3 separate regions of the Homo sapiens genome follow, and regions 1 and 2 are each linked to region 3. A link is a loop called in an ENCODE intact Hi-C map of the cell type or tissue named here. Cell type or tissue: A673. All regions are shown on one strand. Links, peaks and the distances in the headings refer to the core of each region. The heading gives the core; the rest is flanking DNA.

Evidence for each region. Hi-C counts contacts between places; a loop is a spot of excess contacts. Peaks named below come from ENCODE experiments on the same cell type or tissue, not always from the same donor. Only the 100,000 strongest peaks of a DNase experiment are listed, where the experiment ranks them.
Region 1: a loop joins it to region 3, with 10 times the contacts of the local background. A loop is called at or near these places in 65 of 110 quality-filtered maps.
Region 2: it touches region 3 in a loop (3-fold over the local background); 2 of 110 quality-filtered maps call a loop at or near these places.

What each region holds. Positions count from the first base shown.
Region 1 is chr7:91,077,328-91,088,139 of GRCh38, reverse strand. CDK14 (cyclin dependent kinase 14) reads right to left here. Exons shown (of 15, transcript NM_001287135.2): 12 at 8,660-8,708. Among named protein-coding and RNA genes, the nearest start is that of FZD1, 180 kb to the left of the region's middle. In A673, for the core only: a CTCF peak has its summit at 5,094; DNase peaks (open chromatin) are centred at 3,699, 5,079 and 7,579; H3K27ac peaks cover 6,437 bases.
Region 2 is chr7:91,861,453-91,872,264 of GRCh38, reverse strand. MTERF1 (mitochondrial transcription termination factor 1) reads left to right here. Exons shown (of 3, transcript NM_006980.5): 3 at 1-1,336. Among named protein-coding and RNA genes, the nearest start is that of MTERF1, 14 kb to the left of the region's middle. In A673, for the core only: CTCF peaks have their summits at 2,402 (motif pointing left) and 5,163 (motif pointing right); DNase peaks (open chromatin) are centred at 5,314 and 6,344; H3K27ac peaks cover 6,455 bases.
Region 3 is chr7:91,779,123-91,789,934 of GRCh38, reverse strand. No RefSeq gene overlaps it. Among named protein-coding and RNA genes, the nearest start is that of MTERF1, 96 kb to the left of the region's middle. In A673, for the core only: CTCF peaks have their summits at 5,056 and 5,256; a DNase peak (open chromatin) is centred at 5,304; H3K27ac peaks cover 623 bases.

The DNA.
Region 1 (10,812 bases), core at 1,045-9,044, 700 kb after region 3:
ACTTTTAGTCTCACCTCTGAAATGACTGGGCCAAATGGATGCCCAGATCCCACACATCTGGCTTAGGGTTATCCATCAGTTTGTGTACAGGTTATATTACAAGAAAAGGTCCAATAGACATTTGAACTTGGTAACAGTGACCTGTCTATGGGTTTCTTTCAATCTAATTTGGAAAACTGTCTAATAAAATGTGTTTCAAGACTAAGAACAAATCACAGTATTGCATTAATTATGTACAACGCTATTTGTTAACACACCACTCTTAGGAAGAAACTGTTGAGGAAGGGGAAATCTTGTTTTTACACAACAAGCATTAAAAAAAAAAAGTTTTGGTGACCAAGCAGTTCAGCATGTGCCCCTAAGAAGGTAAAAAGAATATTCCAGAAGATGTCTGGGGACTCTATGTAGGAGTGGTATCCATGTTCAAGAGTAATTGCTTATTCGGAGCTGAATGAAACGCTCTCACTGGGAGGTAGGACAGGGAGCACTGAAAAAGAGAAGGGAGGTAAACTAATATTTGCCAAAGGACTGTGTCTAGTAAGGTACCCAGTAATTTATACCCTTACCTTACTTAAAGATTAAACAATAATCCTGCCAAGAGGTTATACAAATTGAAAAGCTGAGGCTCAGAGAGGTTAATGAGCTTCCTGAATATTACACAGCTCAGTAGTGGAACTAGGGATGAACCTGGTTCCTATGCTACCAAAGATGATGCTGGCTCCAAGCATTTAATTGCTATTTGTGTCAATAATTAGCTTGTGCAACCTTCCTTCCTCTCTTCTGTTTTTTTCTTTGCTATGTCAATACTATTTATTGATGGTATATTCTTAGGTCAGTAAGACCACTATGTACACAACATGTTAGATGCAGGTGTTAATAAGAATACTCTAGGAGCTCTATCCTCACAATGAATAGAAATTGAGCCCCAGTATTATAAAGTCTCCCCAAATGAAGAGAGGGATATATTGTTTCATGAAAATCAAATAAGTAGAAGGTGGAATGGGTAACAGTGGATACTAGGGATGACATTGTTGTTAAAATCATCTCTTTCTTAGCTAGGGATGGTGGTAGGTACTTATAGTCCCAGCTACTTGGGAGGCTGAGGTGGGAGGATTGCTTGAGCCCTGGAGGTCAAGGCTGTAGTGAGCCATGATCATGCCACTGCAGCCTGGGCAATAAAGCTGCAAAAAAACAAAACAAAAACGCTAAAAGCGAATAGTGTTTTTCTCCAGTGACTTCTTATATTCATCTTTATTTTGAGGCTGAACATTCACTAAATTTGTAAATATTTTCTTAATCAAATGAAAATGATATCAATAAATTTGAGGAAAGGTATCACATATCATGTGTTTCTTTTACATAAGGAGAGGTAAAAATGACTGCATTTCTGTTCATGCTTCACTTTGTAAAATGTGGTAGTTTTCAATGTCCTAAAACTTAAGAATTAAGATATATACACACACACACACACACACACACCCACAGGGGCCCAGTGAGGAAGACCTGGATCAGCTCTTTATTTGGAAGGCTTATTTAGAAAATGGAGCCCCTCTCAATAGCATCTCATATGTGATGAACAGGAAGCTGAGCCTTTACGGTGTTTTCTGAGTAGAGTTAGGGGAGATCAAGGAGATCGGGAACAACAGCAGAGAGGTGAATTCTTAAGGGAGTTCAAAAAGGGTAGAGAGCTGTGTGTCTAACCCCTAACAGTTCCCAACAGAAAAGAGAGAGAGACAACACAAGAAGGAGAAAGGAATAGAGACACTTGCAACAGGCTGCGCCCCTCAGGAGGGAACAGCGTGGCTTCTGGAGGGGAGGAGGCAGGGAAAGGAATGTCTGCTTGATGTTCTTTGATATTTCCACTATTCCCCCTGCAGATTTATTATGCTTATTGGGTACTCCAGAGCTATTATACTCAGGGTGTTTACAAATAAAAGATAGGGGTGAGAAGCAAAAATAAAAAGCAAGATCTCTGGACACTTGAGTGCAAAATGCAATGACTCTTTAGTGTAGTGTTTCCAAAGCAGCAGACATCCACATTTGTATTACACTGACGAGCATTTAAATGATCTAGAATTGTGTCACCCAATATGGCAGCAACCAACCACATGTGGCCCTTAACTCTTGTTAATTACATTTAAATATAGTAAAAAAATTCAGTTCCTAAATCACAGTAGTCACATTTTAAGTGCCCTGGAACCACAGAGGCCTAATGGCTACTGCATTTGTCAGCACAGACCTAGAAATGTCGGGCCAAACTTTCAGTTACCTCAGAGGCCAGCGGCCTTCTTGAGCATAATCTCTTTTTCCTCTGTGCTAGAGATAAAAACTGATTTCTTCCTTATACATAATTTTAAAGATACCAGTTGTGAACCAGGCAACTTGAAGTCAGAAGCCTATGCCTGTTACCTGATGGGTCAGAGACCAGGCAAAATAGACGGTGTCTGACCTGGCTAGGACTGGATTTGCTCCCCTGTGCTCTGCTTCACTCCATGACTCCGGATTGAATGGGAAACTCTAGTACCCACTTCTGATAAGCAAAATGGCCCCCAAAGATGTCCACCTGTTAACCCCTGAAGCTGGTGAACAGGTAACTTTTCACAGCAAAAGGGACTGTACAGAGAGAGTAACCTGGATTAACCAGGTGGGCCCAATCTAATTACATGAACCTTCAGAAGCAGAGAACTTTCTCCTGCTGGAGGCAGAGGAAATGGGGCAGACAGGAAGTCAGAGAGATCAGAAGCTTGTTTGATGGAGAAGGTGGCTATGTGATGAAGCATGCAGGAGGCGTTGAGCGGGTGGAGACAGCGAGCAAGGAAGTGAGACCTCAGCCATACCCCCCAAGGAACTGAATTCTGCCAACAACCTGCATGAGCATGGGAGTAAATTCTCCCCGAAAGCCTCTAGATAAAACCCCAAGTTGGTCAACATCTTGATTTTGGCCTTGTGAGACCCAGAGAAAAGAAATCAGCTCAGCTCTTCCAGACTTCTGCCTGACAGTACTGTAAGGTAACATGTTTGTACTATTCTACACCAATAAATGTGTGGTAATTTGTTATGGCAGTCGCAGAATACAAACACCCATGGCATATTTGGGAGAACAGAGGAACTCCTACAGTTTATGCTTCTAGAATCTGTTTGGAGAAGACTTCGAGAAAGCCTAATTCCATCTCCTCCTTTCAGGGAAATGAGCAGCCCAGCTGCCTCTAGAAGCTCTGTGCCACTTCAGAAGTAGGGTTGGGTTTTATTCCTTAATGAGCTGGATGGCAGGAGGAAGGTATTAGCCGCATCGTAAGCGTGCACTTTTGGATGAGGAGTCCAACACGTAATCTGAAAGGATGAAAAGCAATGGCTGTTGCCAACTCCCAAGCCTGGCACATACTGCCAATTAGTAAGAGAGAAGATGGGTATTTTCTGTCTATCAGAAGGGGATCAAAAAACGCGTGTCCAACAGATAACAAATAGCATGGGGCCTGCCCTTGGCCATCACCAGGGGTTATTAATGACACTGAATTCTTTGCTACAAAAAAAGAGACATGGATAAGAAATCTGGCAATGACACAAAATGACAGGGCTTAACCTCTTGGGGGCAGTGGGAGCTGTGTGGAAGAGGTGACAAACCTCACTGGTAGGGTGTGAGTGGGTAGCAGGCAGGCCTGTCATCTCTGGCACTTAGACTGTCACAAAGCCAGCCTTTTTCCCATGGTGCATTACCCAGCAGTGGGCAGGAGAGGCCCAAGTTGGTGGTGTGGGCAGTCAGCCAGCTGCAAACACTGTTTTCCCCAGGACAGAGGAAGTCAGGCTTCTGTTCTGTCCCAGCTCTCCTGGCTGCATGAAATCTAGATGGGGAATGACATCAGGTCCCAGAAGAGATATCCCCACCCATGGCTGCGGCGAGAACAAAATAAAATTAGATATTGATAAGCTCCCATGAATATGGGGTTTTAAAATGGATAATATTCCCTTCATAAGATTCACTGGAGTACATATATTCCTAGTTGTTATTTTCAATTGTGCTGATCATTTGATCTCATAAGCCTGTTTTTAATTTTAGGCTATACAATCAAGATGATAATATCTGCCCTACCTCAAAAGACTGCCATAAGCATATGTGGGGATGTGACAATGTACATTGCAAAAGGCTAACTGTTAGTTCCATCACAACTATATCTGTGGAGATGAGTTGCATGTCAGGCCTTTGACTATGTCCGTTTCATATGCTTTCACATTTATGCTGTTGCCACTGCTAGTGATCAGGGCTAGGCCTTTGGCAAATTTACCATCTTCCACTCAGATAGTTTTCTCTTTGTCCTCCTGGCACCTGCTTGCAACCTGAATCTTTGGACAGATCTTTATTGTCTTTTCCAAGGCTCTCTAGGACTCCCACCAGGGCCTGGAAAGCATCTCCTATTTTAGGTCCTCCTCTTTTTCCTTTCAAGAATCCTATCTGCAATTTCCTAGAAGAGCTGCTTTCTATTAGATGGCAAGGGGTTTAGGGGGTTTTGATAAACATCATATCCACATAATGCTTTTAGTAACTGAACTAATGATTCATTCTTATGAAAACAAATGTCTCCAGAAATTGCTATGAACTGCAACTTCCAAGCAAGCAGGTGAGCCTTTGGGGGCCTCCAAACAATACTATGTATGGCAGTGCAGGGTCAGGACAAGAGACCTGCTTGGATTGGACTGTCTGCATATTGAAAACAGTACATTTTCAAGGGTATGGCATGTGGTGAAGAACTACACCTCATGCAGTGTTCTAATGCTGAACTCAAATCCATAGAGCTGGGCAGTGGACAGCTGCAGCTCACCCTTTGAGTTATAAGACTGGAATTCCAAAAGGTCTGCTTTAGTGTCTGCTTTAGAGTTTATCCATCCAATAAACCCATCCCTCAAACATTTAATAGTGATGTATAGAATAATTTCTTTGAAAATATTACAAGAAGAAGTCTCCAGGCACTAAATAAATTAAAATTGTTACTTTGAAGTAAATAGAATTATAACAAAAATGATCAACAATGAAAAAAAAAAGTGAAAGTGGGGAAAGATGATTTAAGAACTCACTCAACTCAACTGCTCCTCCTAGTGAAATAACAGTGTTCTTACCTTCCTCTCACATTTTTAAACAGGGAAAGACATTTACAACTCTAGCTTACTTTGCAATATATTATTATGTTAGAAAATTTTAGATCGACTTAGAACATTAGGGAGAATGGAAAACAGGGTCTTTCAGTTTGTTGCGAATTCTCTGACTTAAATCTTAATGGTACACATCAGCTATAATGACAAGAAAAATACAATAGAGCACCACCAACATAAATACAGAGTGAAAGTTACGTTATTCCTCCGAATATTATTTTAAATACATTATGTTTTATGCATATGTAACTCAACTATCTAGCAAGTCACCTTTAAAATATGTCTTGGAAGTTAAACATCAAGTCAGATAAAATACTCAAGGAAAGTTCAAGAACACAAAGTTAGGAAACATTTCTAAATCTTTTAAATTCAGGTTGGAGACTCTGCTGGTACATTCAATTGTAGCAGGTAAGATTTTTCTTCTCTATTTTTGTGTTTCCAGAAAGGTACCTTTGTTTAAATGTCTCTGTATTTACTACACAATTTAGAATACCAATTTTTATAAGTTCTTAGGAGAAATCCAGTTTTACTTAACTAAGAGAGGATAAGCAGAACCATAACATGTGTGGGAACAAGCAGGAAAAGGTTAACCTGTGCCTATTCAAGTCTGTAGACGTGCTTCTTGTTACCAGCCACAAGCGGTCTTTTCCAGATCTGTCTTCTGTGACTTAGTGGTTTATCCTTAGTTCTCTTTTTGATACTTTCAAACCTCCGAAATCATTCAGCTGTTTAAAAGTTCCAAAACAAGCAAATGTGTTCCTGGAATCTTCCCCTTAACTTTGCTGGAGAGCATACACTAAGGCTTCTTCTCCAGCCAAAATAATAAAAGATCTTTTAAGTGGCTAAAATTCTTGGTTGATTGCACATACATGCCAATGTCAGACAACTATAAATAGAGAGATTTGGAAGAGAAATAGGGAGAGTATAACTGCAATGAAATAAAATAGAATGGTTTGAAGGCAGTCAGAAAACAGTACATGTTTTTATAAAATTAAGATTTGTCTCCCTTTAATCCACAATCCCCTTTATGGAGGAAGAGCCCACATGGATTATGCACTTCTAGTATGAGGGAATAAAAGGACTTTCCTTTTTTTTTAATATATATTTATTATTCTCAATCGCATAATTAAGATTTCTTCTTTCTATTATTCTTTTGAATTTGGATATCTGTTGGATCTTATATTTTCTCCCATTGCTGCTTTGTTTTCCCAGAACAATAAAAATATCTTTCAAAGGATGAAATTATGCCCATGGTTGCTGACATAAATGAAGTCAGCAGGGAATTGCCTAGGTGTTACTTAGGGCAGAGTTGGCCCCAAAATAAACTGGGTCTTTTGTTATAGCTATTCAAATAAACTTAAGGATTCATTTCTCAAGAAATTCCTACTCTCTTAGGCAGGTTAACATCTCCACTAGCTTCAATACCTAGGTTAATACATATTTTTAAAAGCATTGTTACTTAATTTTGAACAGTGACCTACTTTTTTATATTAACCCACCTATCTTATATTAACCCATCTAAACTGAATTCAAATTAGTTCTTGCAAATTAGTTCAATTTATTTTAAACCTATTACCACTGTACAAGAGAATTTAACAGTTGCTTCAGTTTAGTAATTGTGCTATAGACAAGCAAATTAGTTGGAAATAGAGAAAACCATCACTCGCGTAATAGTCTTTTAATGTAGTTCTTTTGAATTCTGATCTCACTCCTTAAGTGAAAGATGCTGAAATGCTGATGATGGTTGCAAGGACCATTTGGAGGAAGAATCAATAATATAATTAACGTCTCTGCATCTTAGTTCTCTTTAAATTGCCTTGGTTTGAATTGGCTAGAGGCTACAGCTTGGCTCTAAAGATTCAGCACTTAATACTGGAATACCAGAAAGTAGCATTTTAATATTTTTAGTAATGATTTTATTACTTAGTGTTTCTGAAATAAACCCTTAAGGCAAAACTTACAAGGACTTAAAAATAGCATCGTTCTAAACAAGTCATGTTCATAATTTTAAAATCTTACCTCAAGCTCAGCTTTTATCATTTTCCTTAAAATATTTAAAAAGTGGGACTAATGGTGGGACTCAGTTTATTAAATGCCTTTGAATTAATTCTAATGATAAATTCTGTAATTCTGTAATTCTAATTACCTATTCTCCAGAAATGCTGCTATGCTACAGTATGATAGTTTCAGATTTTCCTGTTACTTTAAATGTAGGTTTAGAGATTCAATGGCTTTATCAAGAATTGTTTCATAAAGTGGTTATCTGGTTGGAAGGAATGATGTCTTATTCCTATGAGAGGAATGTGTTTGATCATTTAATTAAGGTAGGAACTGTATACTGTATATATTATCTGGTGTATAAAAGCACTTAATTAAAATATGTTAGACCAGTGATCAGGAAATGGGGAGGCAGAGAAGAGGAGCATGCACAGGAAGCTCCCAGGAGAGGGAATGCTTCCCAGGGGAGCCTTGAGGTTAAGAACTGGCTCTTCAAATGGCACATGCAAAGCCCCAGGTTAGACAAAAATGATTATACCTATGTGTTATTCGAGGTACAAATTTAATAAAAATAAATGGCCAAATCCCTAAAGTAAACTACCGCAGAATTTAATGTATTCATTTCATGAGTTCCTCGCCATTAGCTGTCCACTGTATCCACTGAGAGCACGGATTAGCAGCATTTTAATATGAAAAAGTTTTTTGTTATTTTTTTCATAACTGGGAGTATCCAAAATTAAACGTGATAACAGTGAAAAAATGTGAGTATAACACTAAATTCCAAGTAGACAAAATTTTATGACAAATTACAGTTTATTTAATCAAACCAGTTCCAGTTGTCTTTTATCCAGCATAAACCTTGAAATGTGACACTCACAAGTAAACGGGAATGACTAAATTACTGTTTCCCACTTCTAATGATTTTCTAACACATTGGCTTGCAATAAAAGTCTCCTGAGTAACTACAAAATCCAGATCTTCAGATTTTATGAAATCTCAAAAACAACAAATAAAATGAAGTAAGGTCAGATGAGAGAACAGACATGAAATAAATGGAGAACACACACTTCAGTCATAAATGCATTTAGCTTCCCAATAAGGCGTAAGGGAAAAATATGCGAAGTGAAAAAATCTGAAAGATCAACTTTAGCTCAAAAGTTGTCACCAACATCATTTATATTAGAAAGTCAGTCATTATATTATATTTTCTAAATGCTATGTTGCTGATACAAAAATATTTCTTGGAATTTAGCTGCAAGAAGGCTGACCACAAGGAATTTTAGGATTTACAGTTCTGAAGCAATGCCACATCGCTCTAGGAACTCAAATTCATACAGTGTTGGCTCAGGCTGAACATAGTAGCTAGCACACAGTTAAGGTTTAACAGCAGTTTAATGGTTAAATGAATGAATAAATACACAGCAGGATGAATCAACAATGCCATGAAAAACGTATGAGAAGAGTTGTAAATATTAAAAGAGAAAGAAAGAGAATGAGCACAATCTGTATAAAGACTTACTTATTCCATGCTTGTCTAAGGTTTTTAGAGCTGTACAGGGTAAAGCGTTCTGAAATAAAAAAGAAAAATGATAAACAATCTTTGTATCAAATGTATATATTACAAGTATGTTGAAAAAACTTCAACTTTAAAAAAAGAGTGGGCTACTCAGTCAGTTAGGCCAGCATAGTAAGGTCTTCACTTTTATACTGGGCAGTTATAAAGAGTAAAACAGGAAGATAACAACATATTAAACGGTGAAGCATTGTTTTCTTTAGTCTAAGATGGTTTATTTCATAATTTGGCTTCCTAATAACTATTTCTTAGAACAACTAAGTTTTAATTGAGTTGAAAAAAGAAATGCAAATTCCAAACCTCCAACCTGTAAGTAGATTTACAAAAGCATATCAACACATTTCGTCAAGTGAGACTTGCTGTTTTTTTCCTATGATGATTTCTCTGACCAAATACAATAATATTGGGTCTCCTTTCCTATATTGTATGGTATTTATACATGCTCAAAGCCAAACTACCAGGGTCCTATACCGTATATTTACATTTATCAGTGAACAATCTTTAGATTTGTTTTAGTTTAAAAAGGAACATGTTTGTTTTACCAAGTTAAACAATCAAGTGATACAGAATAGACATTATAATCTCTTCAGCTGCAAATTCTTTCACTTCTGATGATATACCAATTGTTAATGATTTGCTATGTCCCTTTTCACATATTTTTTTGTTTATGAAATACACCCATCCTTATGTACGAACATATATACCATTGATTTTTTGAACGGATTTTACAATAAACATTACCCTTGAAACTCTATTGGCACTTAACAAAATATACTGGATAGTCCTTCAAATCAAGAATATATGTAACAATTTTTTTTTTCAGACAGAGCCTTGCTCTGTTGCCCACGCTGTAGTGCAATGGCCCAATCTCAGCTCACTGCAACCTCCGCCTCCCGGATTCAAGCGATTCTCCTGCCTCAGCCTCCCAAGTAGCTGGAATTACAGGCATGTGCTGCCACACCCAGCTAATTTTTGTATTTTTAGTAGAGACAGGGTGTCATCATGCTGGCCAGGCTGGTCTCGAATTCCTGACCTCAGGTGATCGACCTGCCTTGGCCTCCCAAAGTGCTGGGATTACACAAGTGAGCCACTGCGCCTGGCCTGTAACAATTGTTTTAAAATCGTATAACGTTCTATAAAATAGAAGTACCATAATTTATTTAACTGTTCTCCCATTGATGAACCTTTAAGTAGTTTCCAATTTCTTTTCCCTTACAAACAATACTTCAGCAAATATCCTTGTACATGTCTCTCTACCTACAGATGCTTTCATTTCTGTTGGATAGATTCCCCAATATAGAATTGCTTGGCAAACGGTATGCATATTTTACATTTTAATAAATGCCGACAGAGTACTTTTCATTTTCCCACCAGTGATGAAAAAGTATGTCACTTTCTCCATACGTCTTCTAGCATTGGTTGTTATCAGTTTTTTACATGTTGCCAAAGCTACACTTGATAAAACATTCTTGGACTTCTTTTCATACGCTTTCTGGCCATTTACATTTCTTCTACTGTTTCAAATTTCACTTTTCATAGCTGGTACCAAATTTAATATTGGATTCTTGGTTTTTTATCAAGGTACCAATTTTAATATTGGATTCTTGGTAATCAGTTTATAGAATTTTTTTGTATATGATCAAGTTTGCCCGTGTGTGTGTGTGTGTGTGTGTGTGTGTGTGTATAAAAGTGAAATAAGTATACACTTTTTTCCACATAAAAATTTAAATTTTTATTTAGTAAAATAAATTATTATTTTTCTTTTTTACTTTACTTTACGTTCCAGGATACATGTGCAAGACATGCAGGTTTGTTATGTAGGTATACTTGTGCCATGGTGGTTTGCTGCACCTATCTACCCGTCATCTAGGTTTTAAGCCCTGCATGCATTAGCTATTTGTCCTGATGCTCTCCCTCCCCTCGCCCCCTGACTCCCCAACAGGCCCCTGTGTGTGATATTTCCCTCGCTGTGTCCATATGTTCACATTGTTAAATTCCCACTTACGAGTCAGAACATGCTTGGTTTTCTGTTTATGTGTTAGTTTGATGAGGATGATGGGTTCCAGCTTCATCCATGTCCCTGCAAAGGACATGATCTC
Region 2 (10,812 bases), core at 1,510-9,509, 82 kb before region 3:
AGCTTTATACATAATTCACATATTCAATTTACCTATTTAAAGTCTAACACAGTTCAATTTATATATAGAGTTGTGCAACTTTATCTTCCATTGCTTATAATACATTTATAATTTATTGGAAAATTTATAAGGAAAATGAATTTCTTACAGTTATGGAAGCTGAGAAATCCTAGGTTGAGGGGCCACATCTGGTGAGAGCCTTCTTGCTGGTGGGGACTCTGAAGAGTCCTGAGGCGGCACAGTGTATCACATGGCGATTGCTAATGTACTTAGGTCTCTTTTCCTCTTATAAAGCCACCAGTCCACTCCCATGATAGCCTATTAATTCATTAATCCATGAATAGATTAATCAATTTCTGATGACATAGCCCTTATGATCCAGTCACCTCTTAAAGGCCCCACCTCTCAATACTGCCACATTGGGGATTAAATTTCAACATGAGTTTTGGAGGGGATGGATAGTCAAACCATAGCAGCAACCATCACCACAATCTAGTTTTAGAATATGTTTGCAGTCCTAACAGAAACCTTGTACCTGTTAGTGAATCCCCATTATTTCCCTCCATTTGTTCCCCCAAGCCTAAGCAAAAATGAATCTGTTTTCTGTGTCTATAAATTTGTTTATTCTGAGCATTTCATATAAATGGAATCATACAGTATGGTCTTTTGTGACTGGCTTCTTTCACTTAGCATATTTTCAAGGTTCATCCATGTAGCACATATTAGTATTTCATTTTTTTTGGCAAGTAATATTCCATTGTATGGGTACAGTAGTATTGGGAATACATTTTACTGTTATGGCTTAAAGTATTGATTTCTTAAGTCTTCTGAATTGTACGCGAGTGTTTTCTGAGGTATTGTTTTGGAATCTAACAAGCTCATAAGGGACTTGAAGGAGGTGGGTAGAAGAGATAATAGTTTATTGACATCAGCAGATCATAGGATTGTAGCTGGGCTGATGAGAAATGGTATAGCAACGATAGTTGCAAGTGGCCAGAGAGAATGTGGGTTGCACTGAAGTACAGTACAGCACTTGATCATTGGGCAGTAGGGGATGGGGGAAGGAAAACTTTGGAGAAACAAACAGATAATGCCTGTCAGGCAAAATTAACATGTCATACTTTAAGGTTTGAGTCTGATCAAGGGAGAGTCAATTCTTTTTTTTTAAAGATAGAATTATAGAAATATTGGCCAGCCATGTAATCCCAGCTCACGCCTGTAATCCCAGCAATTTGGGAGGCCGAGGTGGGAGGATTGCTTGAGCCCAGGAGTTCAAGACCAGCCTGGGTAATACTAGCAAGATATCATTGCTAGTAGGGAAAAAAAAAAAAAAAAAAAGGCCGGCCATAGTGGTGCGCACCTCTAGTCCTAGCTATTCAGAGGCTGAGGTGGAAGGATCCCTTGAGCTCAGAAGTTTGAGATTGCAGTGAGCTACAACTGTGCCACTGAACTCCAGCATGGGCAAGGGTGAGACCCTGTCTCAAAAAATAAATTACAGAAATCTTCAGTAATATTTTGTCATGAGTGAAAAAATCCATGTTTATGATGGGAAAAGATAGAAAATAAACCCCCCAAAAGAAAATAACTATAATCTTATCTCTCAGAGATCATTAACATTTTGGTGACTCTTCCTATTGTTTTTGTTGGTAGACATATCCATACGTGCATGTAATATGAGTAGATGAGTGGCATATATGTTTGAAACCAAACTATTTTATAATTTTTTTAGTGTAATAGATCCTGAACATACTAAGTATTCTTTAGTAACTAATTACAAAATCAAGTATTTACCTATAACATGATTTTTTAATGGCTGCATGAAATTCTGTTCTTTGGATAAACCATAATTTGTCACCATTGGTCAGAGTGAGTAAATTTTAGTACATTAGCAATTTTTTGAAAATCCTACCTAGATTATTTCAGTATTCCGTAGTGTTAATGCATACCACCATGTTTTAATCGTTGGTATATTTTATAACTTAAAATTTTGGTCTAGAAAATATAAATATTAAGAGTGCTGCATTTTGCCGTTCTCCAAATGTCAGATGGATCTGTAAAACTTCATTTTTAATGGAAACCATTCTAAATTATTGCCATAAATTTGAGCACTTTCAAATAACTGCAAGAATTTGGATAATATCACAGATTAAAAAGAAAAAAAATGAGTTTCTTCCAGATGAATTTAGCAGGAAGGAATTTAAAAAGTGAATATTTATAGATGGGTTTATTGGGTTATTAAACTAGTAATTTCTCCCCTTAAATAATTTCTAAGGCTGGGTAGGTACATGGTCTATGGCTAAAGATCCAACAATATAGCTTTCCTGTAAAAAAACAAAACAAAACCCTGACTACTGGCTCCTTCCTTGTTAGTCTGTAATGCCTCCTTACTTGCTACCATCTAGTGGAGATCCAGTAGAGAACTGTTGATGGCAGAACCCTAGCCACAAACTTTGGTAATAGTCCATTGTTATACAGTTCAGGAAAAGTTTGGCACAAGCGAGCTAGAATAGCAGGACTGTATTATTATTAGATTTTGGGAAGAAATAGAAGATACACTGATGGAATTTCATTTTCTGTCTCAGTTTCACTATTTTTCTGATCAGTATTTGGGATTTATTTGTCCTTAATAGAAATATTATGTGAAGATTAATGAACTTTTGTACATGAATTGCTTTATGTTAATTATGAACAATTTTAGTATGATGATATGCTAATTCTTTCATTTCCATTTTGAATATCCCAGTGCCACTTTCACCAGCTCTCAAGGTACCTTCAAATTCTGCCCACCATAATTCTCTTTCTTTTAAAAGTTTACCTTGGAAATGAATTTATTCTGTGGTAATAATCATTGTAAAAGTCTTTGAACAATACAAAGAAACAAAGTCTCAGCTAACCTATTTATCATGAGGTTGAAGAGATATCCTTTTATTCTTAGTTCACAAAGGGGTTTATTTATTTAAATCAGGGATGAAAGATGGTTTTTGAAAAAAAATCCTTTAAAAGTAATCTCTTAATCATTTAATGAATGACATCAGTGGATTTCTGCATATCACTTTTTGTTTTTACTTAAAACCTATGCCCTATTCAATTTACTAATATTTTACTTAGATTTTCATTAGTATTCACAAGGGAGATTGGTCTACAGATCCTTCCTACCTTTTATTATGAAAGTTTTGGTACATAGATTTTTTTTTTTTTTTTTTTTTTTTTTAATAGGGGAAGGAGGTTGCCACTTTGTCAGGTTTTTGGATCGGGGCTGTGCTAGCCTCAAGATAATTTGGAAGCTTACTATTTTTTCCCTATGTTTTGAAACTGTTTGAAAACTGGAAATGATCATTTCTTTAAAGTTTGGCACAACTTTGAAATTATCTGGGCCTGGTGTTTTGTTCAGAATAGATCTTTTACAACAATGGAAAGTTGTTGTAAAGGCTTATATGAAAGCTATTGACCTGTATCTTTTTGGTAGACAGCAATATAAAGCTCTCTCTTATTGTAGTTAATACATTTTGGTTTGAATTCTACATTGAAATTAACATTGCCATGCTTTATGTCTATTCAAATAATTGTACTTGTTCAAACAGCTTTACTTGGAATAACCAAAAACTGGAAGTAACCCAATGGACATTGGAACAACATGGAATTGAAAAGTACATTGTGATATATTCAGGCAGTGGAATATTACTCACCAATATGAAATAATGAAATATTGATACATGCAACTACATGAGCAAATCTCAAAATATGCTGAATGAAAGAAGCGAAAGAGTAAAATCTTTATTATTCAGTTTACATAAAATTCTAGACAGTGCTCACTAATTTGTGGTGACAGAAAGCAGATCATTGGTTACCGAGATGGGGTGGATGGATGAAGAAGGCCATGAAGAAAGGACTGCAAAAGACTACAGGGAAACTTTTGGGAGTGATCTATATATTCATCATCTTGATTGTGGTGATTGTTTTGTGAGTCAAAATGTATCAAATTATATGTTTTAAATATGTGCAGTTTAGTACACTTCAGTTATACCTCAGCAAAGCTGAAAAATCCATTCAACTCTGATTTGAAATGCCATCTTCGTCTGATGCTGTTTACATGTCTCTGAGTGTGTTTCTAGGCTCTCTTCAAGTCTACTAAACAAATATATTTGACTTTATGTTTCTATATTGACATAAATAGTTAGACAGTATCTTTTCAGTAAAAGTGTTGGGAGAACTGGGAAGCCACCTGAAAAAAAATATTGATAGATTCGTATTCATACACCAGGATAAATTCCAAGTGGAACAGTCATGAGCTCCAAACCACTCAAGCCCCTGCCTTGGCATTACACTTAATGACCTATACTTAAGTCAGGCCATGACATGAACTAAACACTGGTACTAATATCAGAATCTTTTTCATAGGGGGCTTCCTGGAACTTGACTTGGACCTATGGGCTAGAATTTACCGAAAGCAGCTGACCCGTGCTTTGCTTTTACTATTCCAGGAATGCAGATAAAGTCTAACTTCCAGCTAGACATGGTGGCTCGTGTCTGTATTCCTAGCTACTCGGGAGCCTGAGATGAGAGGATTCCTTGAGCCCAGGAGTTTGAGTCCATCCTGGGCAACATAGGAAGCCACCATCTCTTAAAGAAGAAAAAAAAAAAACCTAGATTTTGACCTTTTCGTCACAAGAAAACAAAGGCTCTTATGAAGTCCCATGCCCTGTTAAGCACTGGTTTATTTAATTAGTTAATGGATTGGGTTTACGCTGTCATACAGCTACATATAGCCTCCTTTTCCAAGGAAAGTAGGCTGCAACCACCCAAGTTAGAGGCAATCTTTTTTTTTTTTTTTTTTTTTTTTTTTTTTGCTTTACTGCAGTTAGGGAGAACTGATTGTCATGTTGTACCCTAAATATCAACTAAAGTGTCTATGACAAAATTAGTGCAGTTAGATCAGCATTATCCCACTCTGTATGTTTGAATTTCTCTCTCTGACCTGCACAGCTACTTCAGAAGCCCTTCTGAATGAAGCTTTATGTTTGCAATTCATATAAGTACAATACAGCTGGCTATAGCTTACTGTTTTAGCTGAATGTGATAAATTATTCACAGAATTAAAGTTTAACTTTGTGATAACAAGTATATAAATTATATATAACTGATTAAAAAGATTAAAATTAGGTCTTAATCTGTGTTTACTTGTGTGTAGAACTTCATGAACTGTAGGGGGAACTAGATAGAGGTTTTGCTGTACAGTTTCTAAAGCCAATTAGCTCTAAATCTGGCTGATAATCCAAACTAAATTAAGCGTCCTTTAAATGCCAAAAGAGGTCGGCACTGTGCCATTTTTTCTGTAGGTTGTCAGCCTTAAGCTGTAAGAAAATAAACAGATACTTTTGCATATATATATTTCCCTGTTAGTTTAATGTCTGAAACTGTTTTCTTTTAATGGTTATTCTTTTTCTTTTCTCTCTCCCTTCCTTCCTTCCTTCCTTTCTTCCTTCCTTCCTTCCTTCCTTCCTTCCTTCCTTCCTCTCTCTCTCTCTTTCTTTCTTTTTCAAGTACCACTTTTTCATTTTTCATTGTCTTAGTTCTGAAATTACATTAGGGTGCTTTTTTCATTTTCATCTAAGTTTAACACCTTGTTTGTTACACAATGTTAATGCTTAAAAATATACAGCAATGTCTTTATACTTATTCAGTTACTACTGCCAAATCTTCTGTTCTTACTTAATTTTCACCTGTCAACTTCTGTGGTGGTATTTGTTGTGTATTTGTACACAAAACCCAACATAAAGTGGTATGTTCTCCACATGATTGCAACTGATCTTAAATTTTCATCTTTTTGGGGGTTTAGGAGTTTTTTTAAATAGAGATCCTAATTGTGACATCTGAAGTGAGGGAATCAGATTTTGTTGTGAGACTAAATGTTATATGCACATTATAAACTATCCTTGATTTCTCCATCATTTAGAAAAAGTTGCAAACAAATGCATGTGCTCTTGGGTCTCCCATGGCATCTAATAGCTGCTTTAATGACCTTGCCCACTTAACTGTGATTTGGTAAATAGTTCTAGATCTGAGGATTGATATGTGAGGGAAAATGGTAGAATTCGAAAAAAGTAAAATAAATGCGGTATAAAGCACCATATGTACAAAGCATGCCCTAGATGTTATGGTGGCTACAAAAGAGGTTGAAGTCTCTGGAGTTAAATGATGTTATGTCTTTATTGTCTGCATCATGCCCTAATCAAGTTGAATTCTGGTTCAAATTCTACCTGACATCTGAAGATTTGACAGCAGACTCTGGAACAGATCTGTCATCAGATAGAGAAATTCTCTCCCTCTCCCAATCCCCTAGGGTGAAGTTAATACTTCTTTAGGTAAGTTTTGCCTTGTGCTCCTATATTTTCTTCCCTAGAGTCCGTGAGCAAGGGTGACACCTTGGCAATGGCTTGGTCAACTAGGACCTTCAGAGAACCTAAGTACACCCTCTCCTCCTTTCCCAGTCAAACTGCTATTTATATAAAGACCACATTCTGAGTTACTGCCAACATTGATGCTGTTGGGAGCATGGAAGAGCTCAGTAGTAGCTTTGATAGTTTGTTGGTTTGTTTATAAAAATAATATTTTTTTCCTGATTGCAAAATAGTCATGTAATTACCCAACATTGGAAAACACAGAAGAGCGCACACACAAAAAGTACTTATAATTCCAATAACCCTGAGATAGTACTTGTTAATATTATTTAATATAACTTTCTAGTTTTTTTTCCCCATGCATGTATGTTTTGTGTAGAAAATAAATACCCATTTTCTGGCTAAAATTAATTAAATTATTGAACACATATTTGTTGAGCACTGACTATGCACTATTGTGCTTGACACTGGATTCTTATGTAATAACTATTTTAAACCTGTTTTTATAAATATATGATAAGCATTCTTCCACATCACATATCATTTATGACTTGTCTTTATGTAAATTGGAGACTTGGCAAGCCTGGACCGCTGTGGTTAAGGGATGTGCTGTTTGAGACCTATAGGGAAAAGACTGGCATTCCAGGAGGCCTCTTTGGGCTCAGGAGGTCACCATAGAGAATTAATAGAGCTCAGAGCTTGTCCAGAGAATCCCATTTTCTTTCCATGTAGCATAATGGAACTTCCTGGAAAGGTTATCAAAGACTGATAGGACGTGCAGGTTTGTTACATAGGCAAATGTGTGCCATGGTGGTTTGCTGCACCTATCAACCCATCACCTAGGTATTAAGCCCCACATGCATTAGCTATTTATTCTGATGCTCTTCCTCCCCCAACCCCTGCTGCAGCATGCTCCATTGTGTGTTGTTCCACTCCCTGTGTCCATGTGTTCCCACTGTTCAGCTCCCACTTATAAGTGAGAACATGTGGTGTTTGGTTTTCTGTTCCTGTGTCAGTTTGCTGAGGATAATGGCTTCCAGCTCCATCTATGTCCCTGCAAAGGACATGATCTTGTTCCTTTTTATGGCTGCATAGTATTCCATGGTATAACTATTTTAAGTGACAAAAATAAAAATTGTATTTTTTTTATGGTGTACAACATGTTTTGATATATGTATACATTGTGGAATGGCCAAATCAAGCTTATTAAAATATGCCTTATTTCACATACTTATCTTTTTTTGTAGTGAGAGCACTTAAAATCTACTTTCTTAGCAATTTTGTTTTTCTTTCATTCATTTTTTTTTTTTTTGAGACAGGGTCTTACCCTGTTGCCTAGCTAGAGTGCAGTGGTGTGATCACAGCTCACTGCAGGCTCGACCTTCCTGTCTCAGGTGATCCTCCCACCTCAGCCTTCCGAGTAGCTGGGACTGCAGGTATGCGCCACCACGCCCAGCTAATTCTTTGTAGTTTTTTGTAGAGACAGGGTTTCACCATGTTGCCCAGGCTGGTCTCGAACTCCTGGGCTCCAGTGATCCGCCTGCTTTGGCCTCCCAAGGTGCTGGGATTACAGGCATGAGCCACTATGCCTGGTCAGCAATTTTCAAGTATATAACACATTATTATTAACTAGAGTCACCATGTTGTACAGTGGATCTCTTGGACTTACTCCTCCCGTCTAATTGAAATTTTGTATCCTTTGGCCAACATTTGCCCAATCCTTCCCTGATTCTACTCTCTGCTTCTGTGAGTTTGTATTTTTTAGATTCCACATGTAAGTGAGATAATATATTTGTCTTTCAATGCCTGGCTTATTTCACTTAATATAGTGTCCTCCAGGTTCATCCATGTGGTTGCAAATGACAGAATTTCCTTCTTTATAAGGCTGAATAGTAGTTGCTTGTGTATATATACCACATTTTTTTTTTAGCTGTTCAGCTGTTGATGGACACTTAGATTGAGTCCATATCTTGGCTATTGTGAATAATGCTGCATGAGCACAAGAGTGAAGACATAATGATATCTTCTTTTTGATATACTGATTTCATTTCCTTTGGAAACATAGCCAGTAGTGGGATTGCTAGATCATCAGAATGGACTTTAATTGCTCTTCTTGGATTCTTTTCTTTTGCCTCTAACCTTTTCACTTCTAATTCCTACTCCTAAATATTCCTTTTTTTTTTTTTTTTTTTTTTTTTGAGATGGAGTCTTGCTTTATTGCCCAGGCTGGAGTACAGTGGTGTGATATTGGCTCACTGCAACTTCTTCCTCCCAGGTTCCAGTGATTCTCCTGCCTCAGCCTTCCAAGTAGCTGGGACTACAGGTGCTTGCCACCACACCCAGCTAACCTTTGTATTTTTAGTAGAGATGGGGTTTCACTATGTTGGCCAGGCTGGTCTTGAACTCCTGACCTCAGGTGATCCACCCGCCTTGGCCTCCCAAAGTGTTGGGATTACAGGCATGAGCCACTGCGCCCAGCCCCTACTCCTAAATATTCTATACAGTGCCCCTAAAATAATTTCCTGACCAATACTGGGTCTATATTGCTAGGCTGAACAGACCTGGTCCCTCCTATCATGGAGCTTACAGTCTAGCGGAGAATGATAGAGCAATTATCAGCTAAATATACAAATAAATAAGTAACTATAAATTGAGAAAAGTGTTACAAGGAAACAGTTCTGGGTTGGAGAATGAAGGGCGGAAACAGACTGGCCAATCAGGAATGGCCTCTTAGGGAGCTAAAATGTAAGCTGAGACTTGAAGGATAAGAAGGAGATGGCCAATGAGTGAGGCAGAGCATTACAGACATAGGAAATGGTTGGTGTGAAGGCCCTACTGGGTATAAGTGTGGTATGTCTTAGAAATGGAAGAATGCCCAGTGCTTCTGGAGAATAGTAAGTGGTGGGGCAAAGCAGAATTTAGATGAAGTCATAAAGATGAGTGGGGATGTGGGGGGCTGGAAACATATTACATGCAGGGCGTCAAAGTCCGTGAAAGGAAGATTGGATTTTAAGGACAATGAGAAAATCATTGAGACTTGTTAAGCAAATAGGAAAATATAATGGAATTTACATTTACAACTGAGTCCAGTAACTTGTGAGAAGAATCATTTGGAATGGGACAAGTGAGGAAACGTGTAGATCAATAAGGAAGCCATTGTAGTAGTTCAGGCCAGAAATGATGGTGACTTGGATTAGGGTGGTGACAGTAGATTTGGGAAGAAGTTGATAGATACACTTGACAACAGCAGCGCCCAATAGATTTATTTTGAGCCAGGAATACAAGCCATATGTATATTTTAATTTTTCTTGTAACCACATTAAAAAAATAAAAAGGAAATAGGTGAAATTAACTTAATAATTTAACCCAGTATATAAAAATGTTTTCACAAACACATACTCAATATAAAATTTATTGAGCTATTTGACATTCTGTTTTTGTACTACATCTTCAAATCTGATGCATATTTTATGCCTAAAGCACACCTCAATTTGGGCCAGCCACCTTTCAAGCGCTTAGTTGCCATATGTGGCTAATGACAGCCATATTGGACCAGACATCCTTATAGAATTTGGTGATGGATTGGATGTGAGGAATTTGGGAGAGGGAGGAATTAAGGATAACTCCTTGAATTTCAGCTTAAGCAAGAAGTATGTGGCAGTACCTTTGGAGATGTAATAAATTGGAGGGAAAAGGGTTTAGGATACAGGTAATAAAGCATATAGCTTTGGACATGTTAAACTTGGGATGTATGAAGAGACAAGAAGGATGATGGATGACCCTGACGCCTCCTATGGATTGTCTGGCAATGAGACATCACTGATGGCCTTTTTTCCCCTGGTGTGAGTGCCTGCACTTCATTACCCTTCTCAAAAAGATTTTCGGGTATCATCAGCGCTGTTCCCAGCACTGGTTGGTACCTTTTATGAGAACCAGGTGACCCAAATATAGTTTCTCTTTGCTCACAAAGCTGTGTAAAGACCAACAGCAATAGTAGGAAGGGTCATTCTGTTTGAGGATATACCAGTGGTGTGTCCAGTGGCATGCCGGCCCAACCATGCCTCTCCACAGGATGGCTAGAGGACAAGAGACCCATGCAAGCTGCAGACCTTCTGCCTGTGAGTTAGCTCTATTGTGTTCTAAGTGATGCTTGCTGGTATCTGTCAGAATCCCTTTTCTGGACAAGATGCAGGTGGGACATTCAAGTAGACTTGTCAAAGAAGCCATTTAGATATATGAGTAGAGTTTAGAGGAGAATTCTGAGGTAGAACTATAACTTCTGGGATTAATGGCATACAAATGATAATTAAAATTTTGAGAATGCTTTAGAGGAGGAACAGACAAGAGAGTCTAGGACCCAGCCTTAAGTTCTCCAACATTTGGAGGTTGAGTGGAAAAAAAAAGCTAGGAATGG
Region 3 (10,812 bases), core at 1,112-9,111:
GGATCTTTCAACTGGGTTATGAAATGTATACCAAACTTTGGACTTTTTGGAACCCACTTCCGGACTCTTCCATGACTGATAAGTCTGTAATTTGCTATTAAAATGTTGCAATTTCAGTTTTAGACAGTTGAGCTATAAATTGCTGAGATATGGGATAAGTGGCCAATTATTTTAGAACAAATGACTATTGTTTTATTCAAGGAGGGAGAGAGTTCACTGTACTACTTACTTATAGTGATTATTTAAAATTTTTCTCCAGAAGAAAAAGTCCATGCCACATTTGTGGAAATGGTTAAGTGACCACAGTAACAAAGAATCCAGGGATGATTTAGTGCAGATCATCATGCAGGTTTCCCAGCATGTGTATTTTAAACAGTATTGTGTTGTCTCCAAGTTTGCCAGAGTGTAATCTGTGAGCAACTGGGCAAAATCAGAATCAGAAACCTAGGAGAGTAATATTGTTTTAGAATTGTCTAGCAAAAGACTTTGGTTTGGTTTTGTTACATCTGGAACCAAAATGTCACATGTGGCATACATCATTTAAAGTTTATTATTTTAACCTTAGACCTCCTTGTTTAGAATTTATGCTATTCGGTGCCTTGCATCCCAACATAAGCATTTCTATTCTATTACACGCTAGTTCTTGCCAGTACATGGTGAGTATGGTGAAACCATAGCTTGAATGGCTGGACAGCCCCTTCCACAGTTCCATGCTTTTGCTGGAACTGCCAAACCCAATAGGTTCAAGGGGATGCTCAAAAATTAAGGCATGGCACTAGGTAATTGAAACCATTCTATGCACATCTGGAAAAAACCCCAATTCTGGTCACACACTCTGCTGAAACAGAAATCATCCCATGTTATTGCTGGGAGTTGCAGGAAAGTAAAAGTGGTATCATTTTACGTTTACAGAAGCATTTAGCATTTTCACGGACAGACTCAAAAGCTTGTGATTACAAAGTGTGAAATTCTTATTGTAATTATTCATGAAATCAACAGAACACATATCTAGCAATTGTTCCAAGACCTTCTTTCCTCCCATTTGTACAGGATAGCAATGATCCTACTGATCCATTCTATTGTCCATATCCAAACAAAACAAAACAAGCAAACAACAACAACAAAAATATACAATTTTCCCATTCAGTGGTTGACTTGTTCTAGCCAGGAAGTTTTAATTATTTGTCATTCAGAGTAAGTTCATCCTTGATGCTATGGTGTCCTTCATGCTGGCATGAGGCAAATTATCCTCTGGGATGAAGATGGAGTGAACTTGGCCTGGCTGTGGTCCCTGTAGAAGAGATAAAGGTGCTCAGGGAGTATATGTTTGTGCTCTTAAATCTAAGAAAAATCCCCAGATTGAGAATTTGATTATATTCACTGTGTAGAACTTGAACCTTCCACATGCCTTTAAAATTTACTTGCTTGCAGTTATGGATTTATATGTCCTCCAAAGTTTCATGTCACTTTCTGTGGTAATAATAATATAGCATCCTACTGCTTCTGAGGTGCTTTCAGTATCTTAATTATTTTTACAGTGTTCCCTTATGGGGCATATGGGGTAGGGATTATTTTTCCCACTTTGAAAATGAGAATCCTGAGGCCCAGAGAAGTTAAGTGGCTTACCCAGCATCACACAGGTAGCAAGGATAAGGCTGGCTCTCAAACAGATCTTCTGACTCCAAATCTTGTGCTACTTCCATTAGCATGTGGTGCCTCTTATGTTTTTTGTATTTTTTTCTCACAAAAGTAAATTCTGCTTTGGACCATTTTTCAAAGCAGTTTTGATGGAACACATCCAAATGCTGTTTCCATGGAACCGACAGCATGGAAATGTGCAGCTTCTCAGTCAGGACAGTACTTGTTATCTTGGAATTCTGGGACTGCTGAAGCTCAGTGTGAAATGGTTGCATACATTTCTACTTGTTTAAGCACAACAATTTGGTTGTTCTTTCTCTACGGTATGTATTTCTATCTTATAGATAGTTACTTATCTTAGATTTCTAAATCTCAAAGGTCCTGAGGGCCACTTACAGTCATACTCATCTTTCTATGCTCTACCGCACCTTGTCCAGTGACTTGCAGGAAGTAGTTGTTCAACAAATGTTTACTAAAAGGAATAAAAGATGACATAGTAGGATTTGAAGAATTAAAATGTATTTTCCTGTGTTAGCTATATCAGTCTTTCCAGTACAGATTTCTGCAATGATGGAAATGCTCTATATCTGGGCTGTGCAATACAACAGCTACTGTTGGCTAGTGTGACTGGAGAACTAAGTTTCTAATTTATTTAAATTTAAATTTAAGTAGCTGCATGTGGCTGGTGGTTAACGTACTAGACATAGCAGCTCTAAATTGTAATGTATTTGAACTTTGTCAGATCCTCACATCCTGATTATATTTGGGTCCTTCCATATGCTGATTGTTCTCACTATGTTTTTTGATGAGGAGATTGTACAGCCAGCCCTAAGCAAGGCGATAAAGGAGTGAGCTCAGATTTTCTCTCACACCTGCAGTGGAAGGCCCTTTCTGCTGCTTGACCTCTGGGGAAGGGCTGGTGCTTGCTTCTGAATGTTTTCTGGAAAGTAGGAGTGACTTGTCTCTTGGAGTTGCAAAGGGTTGACAGGGGCTCTAGAAGGTGACACAGTGGGGGATTTCTCAGTTTCTCAAGGCTAAGTAATATATTATCTAGGCCTGTAGGAAAGAAAAGTCCGTCATGTCCTCAGAAAAGCAAATTTTTCCTTAGAAGAAAGAGGAGAGCATGAAGCTAACATATGGTAAATAGATTTCCTCATGCATAAGTCCGAGTGGCGCTCCACTGGGGTAAGAATCTTTAGGCTCTGTCTCTCTCCTTAACATAGGCTGTGTACATCACCAGCAACCATTACATTATGTATTTTTTCTAATTGTGAAACTTCTAAATTCCTCCTTTGAAGTTGACAGTTTGGGATTAATAATAATAATAATAAAAACCTCTCTCCTCTTCTTACCACCTGACAGGAGCAGCAAAAACTGCCTAGGAAGAGAGAAATGCTGTTCCTGCAGGGTGGACCCCTTTAATCTCAGTGACTTCTGAGAACCCCCATTCCTCATTCAGTGGCTTCTGCTACTTCTCTTGAGGGGCCAAAAGGTTAAACAGAGACAGCGTCAGGAGTGAAATGGCAGCCAAATGGGAGAGTACAAGTTGGCCCTTGAGTCAAGGTCTATGTGTTATCATGTGATTCTGGGCACAAGTCCTTTCTCAGGATGTAAATAATGTTCTAAAGGTAGATTTTTAGGCTCTTGTGCTCTATTAGAAGTAAAGCAAACATTGAGGAAAGGAAAATGGGTGCATCATTAACACCAATGTACTCATGGGTGGCTGCAAAAGCTACTCTAAATTAATCTGAAATTTCAGGATGAAAACTTAAGAGTTAAGAATTGGCATCATTATTTGTGAAGCGACTCAAGAGTATCTATTGTGAATCAAAGAGCAGGATCTGCTTCAAGAAGCTTACTATCTAAGGCTGACAAAAACAGTAGATATTAATATTCTGTATTATGTACAAAACTGGAACTTAAAAATGTTTTTCCTTTATAAAAATATGTTCAGATTAACTTTTTAGCCTTCCTTCCTTTTCAAGTAGAGGTGGGAGGTAAGTATTATCTGTCCCTTTAGGCATAAGATGAAAACAAAGTGCAGAGAGGGAAGTGACCTGGCTAAGCTCACAGAGCAATCATGCCCCTATCTACATTGGCATTTGAGCAGGGAACTTCAAACAAGGAGCCACCAGGCTGGCCTTTCTCCTATGGAGTAAGATGACAGCTCCAATTCCTTACTGATGTAAGGGGGCCCGAGTGTATAGAATACATAAATAAATGTGCAAAAGAGGAAAAGAAACCTCAATCTGGCAAAGCTGTTGGAGAGAAGACAAATTAATACCTGTGACTCTGGTTCTGATTCCCTGAACTTTTTTTTTTTAATCAAGCTTTTGCTTTGAAATAATTTTATATATATGGAAAAGTTGCCAAGATACTACAGAGTTCCCATATGCCCGTCACCCAGTTTCTTCTGATATTAACATTTTACATTTGATTTCCTGAGTTTTGCAATAATTTTATATTCATGTTTACAAGTTAATTTGTTTCTATAATGTTCCTATAACATTCCCCTCAAGTTTACTGCTAAGATAGAATAACCTACATATATAATAAGGGTTCAACAGTTGAGCACTAAACATTTTGGTTAAAAAGTCACTTGAGAGTTTTAACTGCAGTTATCATTACTGGAGAAGGGAGAAGGAAGAATAATATTGTGACAAAAGAAAAAACTTTAGAATAAGAGAGAACTTTTTAGGTTTCTCTCAGGCTGGAAGTTAGTTTATCCTCTCAGGAACAATTGAGGCTTTATAGCAATACTGAGATGACAAATAATTTTGGAAGCAGCATTTTATAGGATATGCATTAAAGAAGATCTGTATTTCCCAAAGTTTCTGGATTTGTTCAATAGTAAATAAAAATAGAATTAACCAAGATTATAAAAATTTGGCTGATAACAGTGCCCCACTTTAAAGTTGGAACAGTATTGAATGGTGGATCAGTGGAAGATATGAAGGCACAGTGGAGCCCAAGCAGAGGATTGGTGTGTCATAGAGGAGTGCCATTGATGAAGGGTACTTGAGAAAGGACAAAGCCAGGTTTCTTCTGTGTAAGAGTTTCACCAGTAGTTTAGTGAAGAGGGACTGACACTTGATGATGGACTAATACCATGGTTATTTATTATCTGAGATTATTAAATTCACATTTATGCTTAAGATAACTCTAGAAGGAATCTTATGGAATTTCCCATACTGGACAATTTTTGATTCACAAAAATGGAACTTTTATATGATTCATCCTAATAGTAAATTATGTGGTGAATTTGAAAAACTTTTGCTTAGTTTCACTTTATACTTTTTTTGTTTTTATAAACTTGGAAGTAAAGAACAGTGATTTGAGCTAGAAAAATCTAACGGAGATTTGTTATAAAAATAACTAGAATGAGCAGACAGATGAGCAGCCACCTAAATGCAACCCAAATAGGCACTCTTCCTACGTGCCAGACATTGCACACTTGCATCATAACTGTTTTATGTTTTCTTCACAGAGGTAAGTTGATTCTGTGCACTTCGATTTGTAAATTTTACAGGTTTAGTGGTACTCAGCATCTTTTCCTTCAGGCATCTAAGAAAGTACATCTGAAAATAATTGTTTATCATCCTAAAACATAAGGTTTAATTTTCAACCATAAGGTGGCATCATATCACATTTTATGCAGAAGAAGCAGGTCGCTTTTCTGTTCACTGAAATGACTAATGCTCTGCACATGTCTTTAAGTTGTGGGTGTGACACATTATTGAATTTTGAAGTTTATAAGCAAGTATTAGAAACTTGCATCTCTATATAGAGGCTTAACTTTTTTTCCTTATATTTGATCTTTCTATATTATAGCTGAGAAGTTAGTAATAGAAAAAATTATTGCTATATTAACTAATACTATGTTTTTCCTCATTAAAATATGTAAGGCAGTTTCTTGCATATATACAAGCTACTCAGAAATATTCACTGCATGATTAAATTAATATATTCTTTTAATAGGCCTTACCCTCAGGAATTCATTTTCCCATTTGTCAAGTTGAATTTACAGCATACTTTTATTGCTATGACCCATTTCTTACCAGCATAAGAAGCTTATTTCTTGAAGAAGTTAAACTCAACTGAACACATTTAATTTCCCTACTACCCTTTAAAAATACATTACTGTTTTTTTACACACCACTTTTCTTTGCTTAACTAGAAATGTCTAGGACTCACAAATTGCATAAATGCACCAGTTTACTTCTAGTAGCTTGATTTTAAACTCTGGTTTAGTTTTGAAAAGATGAGTTAAAACTTTGCTTCATTTTTCTTTGTACAAACATTTGTATGTTGTAGAAAACATTGTAAACACTTTCCTTATAAAATCAGCCTTTTTTTCAGCTGAAAGGATTTTGTTATTGGAGCTCTATAGTTTTGTGAGAAGTCACTGCCACTTTGCCTGCAGGAAACAACCCACAAGGCATATTGCAGAGCATCTTAGAAATCTAGTTTGGAATTTGGAAATGGAATAATAGGACTTTGGTCTCAACATTTCTCTGATCCTGAACCTCTTGGAGCACTTAATTCTCATTCTGACTGGCTATGATGCCAAAGTAACATATTGAAAAATGAAAAATTGTCAATCATTAAAAAAACCCTTAACGCTATGTCGGAAAACCAGCTAGACTGATGTTTCTATTAAACTGAATTGATTTCATGAATTGAGGCTTGGCTATACCTTAGATAGTAAATCTTTTTTCCCCTTGGGTGGAGCTCTGCTTTAAAAAGAACTGAATTATATTTCTCTCTGCTATTGATAATGTAGGCATTTTATCCTTAATGTTTTCTTCTCAGAGGAAAGTCAAGGTGAAATAAAGTGAAAAGTCAAGGTGAAACAAGCAGATTGGTGTGAAATAGAATAAGGGAGTATTCCAAGGAAGAAGGTTAAGGAAGCCATCCCTAAGAAGATGATCCCTGTTGAGGTTGAAGGATGAGGCAGAGCCAGCCCTATACATTTGGTTTCGAATTAGGTGGGTAGAAGACAGACTGATAGTGGCTAGGGAGAACATCTCAGGAATGGAAAACAGAGAGAGAGAATAGAAAGGAGGGCAGTGTGGATGGAGCATGGGGGTGAGGAGAAGGGGCTGCAGGTGTGGCAGGGTAAATAGGACAGGTGGGCTAGCGCCACTGCAAAGTGAAGCAAGTGAAGAGTTTGAAGTTGGGAAATTACCTGATCTTATTTACATTTTAAAAAGCTTACTCTGGTTCATCAACAGTGGAATGGATAGATAAAGTGTGATCTATTCCTACAACAAGATGTTATACAGCAAGGAAAATGACTAATTTGTTGCTCTATGGTACCTAATAACATGAAATAATGTGTCAACTTAAATATAATGTTGAGTGAAAAAAGCCAAATGCAAAAAAGGACACAGTGCATGAGTCCATTTTTGTGAATATTCTATTCTTTGTTCTGGGCACTGGTCACGTGGATGTGCTGAGTCTGTGAAAATTCATCAAGTTGTACACTCATGATTTGTGCACTTTTAATGTCTGTTAAGCTTAAATAAAAGGTTAAAAAAGGAATACTCTGGTTGCAGAAGAGAGAATAAATTGCAGAGGAGAGTGGAAGCAGGGGGACCAGTTAGGAAGCTATTGAAATTTTCCAGGTGGAAGATGGTGGTGGTGGAAATGGGGAGAAGTGAATGGATTCTAGATCTAATTTGAATTATAGTACAGTATTTATTATTAGATGGAAACATATGAAATACCTGGTATTCAACCTCTTTTGGCCTTCAAAAATGACAATTTCATATGGCTCAACCTACTAGAAATGGATTGTAAGGACATCCTTGACTCTTGTTATTGTTTCTCTGTTAAGTATTATAACTTTTGGTTTTATATATCTTTTCTTTGTGATATTAAGAATAAAAGCTTATGGTTTTACTTGAGAACAGATAGTGAGTGTTAGTTATTCCTGTCTATTCACATAACTATATTACTTTCTCTATGATGAGTTATGTTGTAGTTTTTTTCTATTTTACCTATACTAGGATTAATTTATCAAAATGAGAGTAGTTTTTAATGTAACTGACTAATTAACGTACTAGTACTATGTCTTATTATACTTGGTTGTGAAGATTGTAGTAACAGTGACTGTCAAAAATTTGTATTTTAGCTGGGTGTGGTGGTACGTGCCTGCAGTCCCAGTTACTCAGCAGCCTGAGGCAGGGGTATTGATTGGTTGAGGCCAGGAGTTAGAGGCCACAGTGTGCTATGATTATGCTTATGAATAGCTGCTGCACTCCAGCCTGGGCAACATAGCAAGACCCCAACTCTTAAATAAACCTAAAAAACAAAAAACTTTTATCATTTTAAAAGTCAGGAGTTGAGTGTTTATGCCATCATGTAACAATGTAAATTGTATTTGAGGATATGGATATTAAATACCAGGTTCATCAGTTTTTATCCCTCTCCCCCAGAGCTAAGGTAGTTTTTGTATCCATTTAGGTACCCTTGACTGGGTTGTCAGATTTCTGAAGAAAAGTGCAGGATCAAGAGGCCCCTGACTGCCACAGTAGGGGTTCTTTAAGTTGTGAGCACTGAGGTGTCTTAGCTGGGCAGCTGAGATGTACAAAGAAGGCTGCTCAGTAAATTCTGACCCTGCAGCCCTTTCAATTGTAACAGGATCTTCAGATTCATATCCATCAAATTGACATGTGATAGTCCAAGGAGAAAACAACTTTGGAAATGATCTGTTGAAAGTAATTTACTTCTTCATCTATCGCATTCTCAAATGGTCTACATTTGAGCAAAGCAGTGGGAGTATAATATCCATATTCTGAAAGTTGAGAGGATCTAGGGAAAGGTATTTTAATTTTATTCTTTTTTGCTCAACATATATTTTTTCACACAAATGTATATAAAAGTGGAAGAGGCAGATGACATTTGATATATATGTGTGTGCATATATATATAAATACATACATATATATATGTTTTAAACCAGCTTTGAATTCATTTTCTCATATCAGAGAAGCATACCTCCTGGTTAGTATTAGATTTTCAGAATGCACAGATGGAGAATAGTTAATGGAAATCACACCAACTGGATTTATTTTGCATTGTGCTTCACTGAGTACAGAAATCATCTAGAAGGTTCTAATTTTTTTCCCCAAGGACCATCACAAAACTCAGTCCCTAGAAGAGGGGTGGGGTGGGTGGGTTGGGGAAGTAATCTGCAAATGTTTCCTTGAAAAATGCCCTTTCCTGTGTATAGAGTGAAATCGATACCAACCTCTAGATTTGTTGACCTGTTCGTGAGATGGAAACTAAAATGTGAAAAGTTGAAAGTTTTTCCTGATGATAGATTTTTTTCCCTTTTTCAGATGCAGCTAGTGTGAACAATCTAATGATGAGAAAGATCTTCAGACCTCTATATAGTGCTGAAGAATGTCATGTCGATAAAGGGCATGCTTTTCCTATATCATTGTGCCTTAATCTTCTTAGATTTTTCTACAAAGAAATCACATTAATCAAATCTCCTTTCTGCTATATGAAAGGTTCAGGCTGACTAATGCTCGACTTTGGGTGAAATTGGATATGGAAGAAAATCCTGACTTGAAATAATACCAGGACTTTCCATAATCCTGTGTTGCTTGAGTCTTAGTTCAGGACTGTAATTTCCAGCTCAGGTTTTGCGAAATCCCAGAGTCGTCCCAGTGAACCCAAGACGTACTCTTTATGCTTTAGAGACCAAAAACCCAACTTAAATGTATTTAAACATAAAATGAAATATTTGCTTTAAAAATGTTTAGGAGTAGGTTTTATGCATGTGTCTTTAAATAAAAAAAGAGTAGCAATTGTATGTTGCAAATACAAAAAGGCAGAAACCACTATTCATCTGGTTCATAAGCTTTGCAGGTTACAACAAAGACAAAAATGTGTCTAAAATGTAATCTGACTATAAAGAAACTTAATTCAGAATCTACATAACTAAAATATGGTCTCTCAAAATGTTTTTTTTGGGGGAAGCTATTACTGATTTCAACAATGCATTTATTAATCAAAGTATTTTTAGACCATCATGAAAACATATTTTTTCCCCTCTGAGTCTGTGGCACATTCCTTTGATTATCTTTTAGTTGGGAGAGGCTGAAGCTTTTGAAAAATCCTAAGCCATTAAGAACCAAGTCTAGAAAAGGATATATGGTCAATGTGAGTACTATTGACTTTTAGAAAAAACATGACACAAACCACATTGTATTCATAAATCATAACATCACTTTCTACCCCATAAATGTACACAACTATAATTTGTGAATTTATAATTAAAAATATAAAAATAAAAAACAAACCAAAACAACAACAAAACTTCACATATTATAAAATAATGGGACTTATTTACTTGTGTGGTTGCCCTGAGGGCAAAACTGAAAAATAAGTTAAAAAAAATGTACTGAACTCCTTAAAACTTAACTCTTTAAAATTAGTGTGTATTTTATGCTTATAGCACATCTCAAATTGGACAAGCTGCATTTCAATTTATAGCCACATGTGACTAGCGGCCACCATATTAGATAGCATGATACTAGAGTCCACAGCTTTTCTTTCTTTCTTTTTTTTTTTTTGTAAAAAGAGTTCAAAGAATGTGCATAAACTCTTCACTTAGTTACTCCAAATGTTAATAACTTATATAAATACAATATATAAATTATCAAAATCAGGAAATTAACATGGCTGCAATAGTGTTATTTAAACTACAGACCTTATTCAAATTTTGACAGTTACCCCACTAGGAATTTTTCTGGACCAAGATCAAATCTAGGATATCACATGCTGCATTCAGTTATCATGTCTCCTTAGTTCCATCCAATCTAGGAAGTTCCTCATTCTTTTTTGGTCTTTTATGACCATGGCAATTTTGAAGAATATTGGCCAATTATTTCACTGAATGTCCTTTAGTTTGTATTTGTCTGATGTTTCCTCATGATTCAGTTCAGGTTGGAAACTTCTGGCAAAAGTATTGTAGAAGTGATGTATTCTTCTCAGTGCATCATGTGAGAGGCACATGATTTTGATTTATCCAACACTGGTGGTGGTAACTTTGATCACTTGGTTAAGCTGGAGGCTGTCAGCTTTCTCCACTGCAAATGTACTATTTTACCTTTGTCATTTGAAAATTTAGTTTAAAAAATACACTGAACAAGAGCAAGT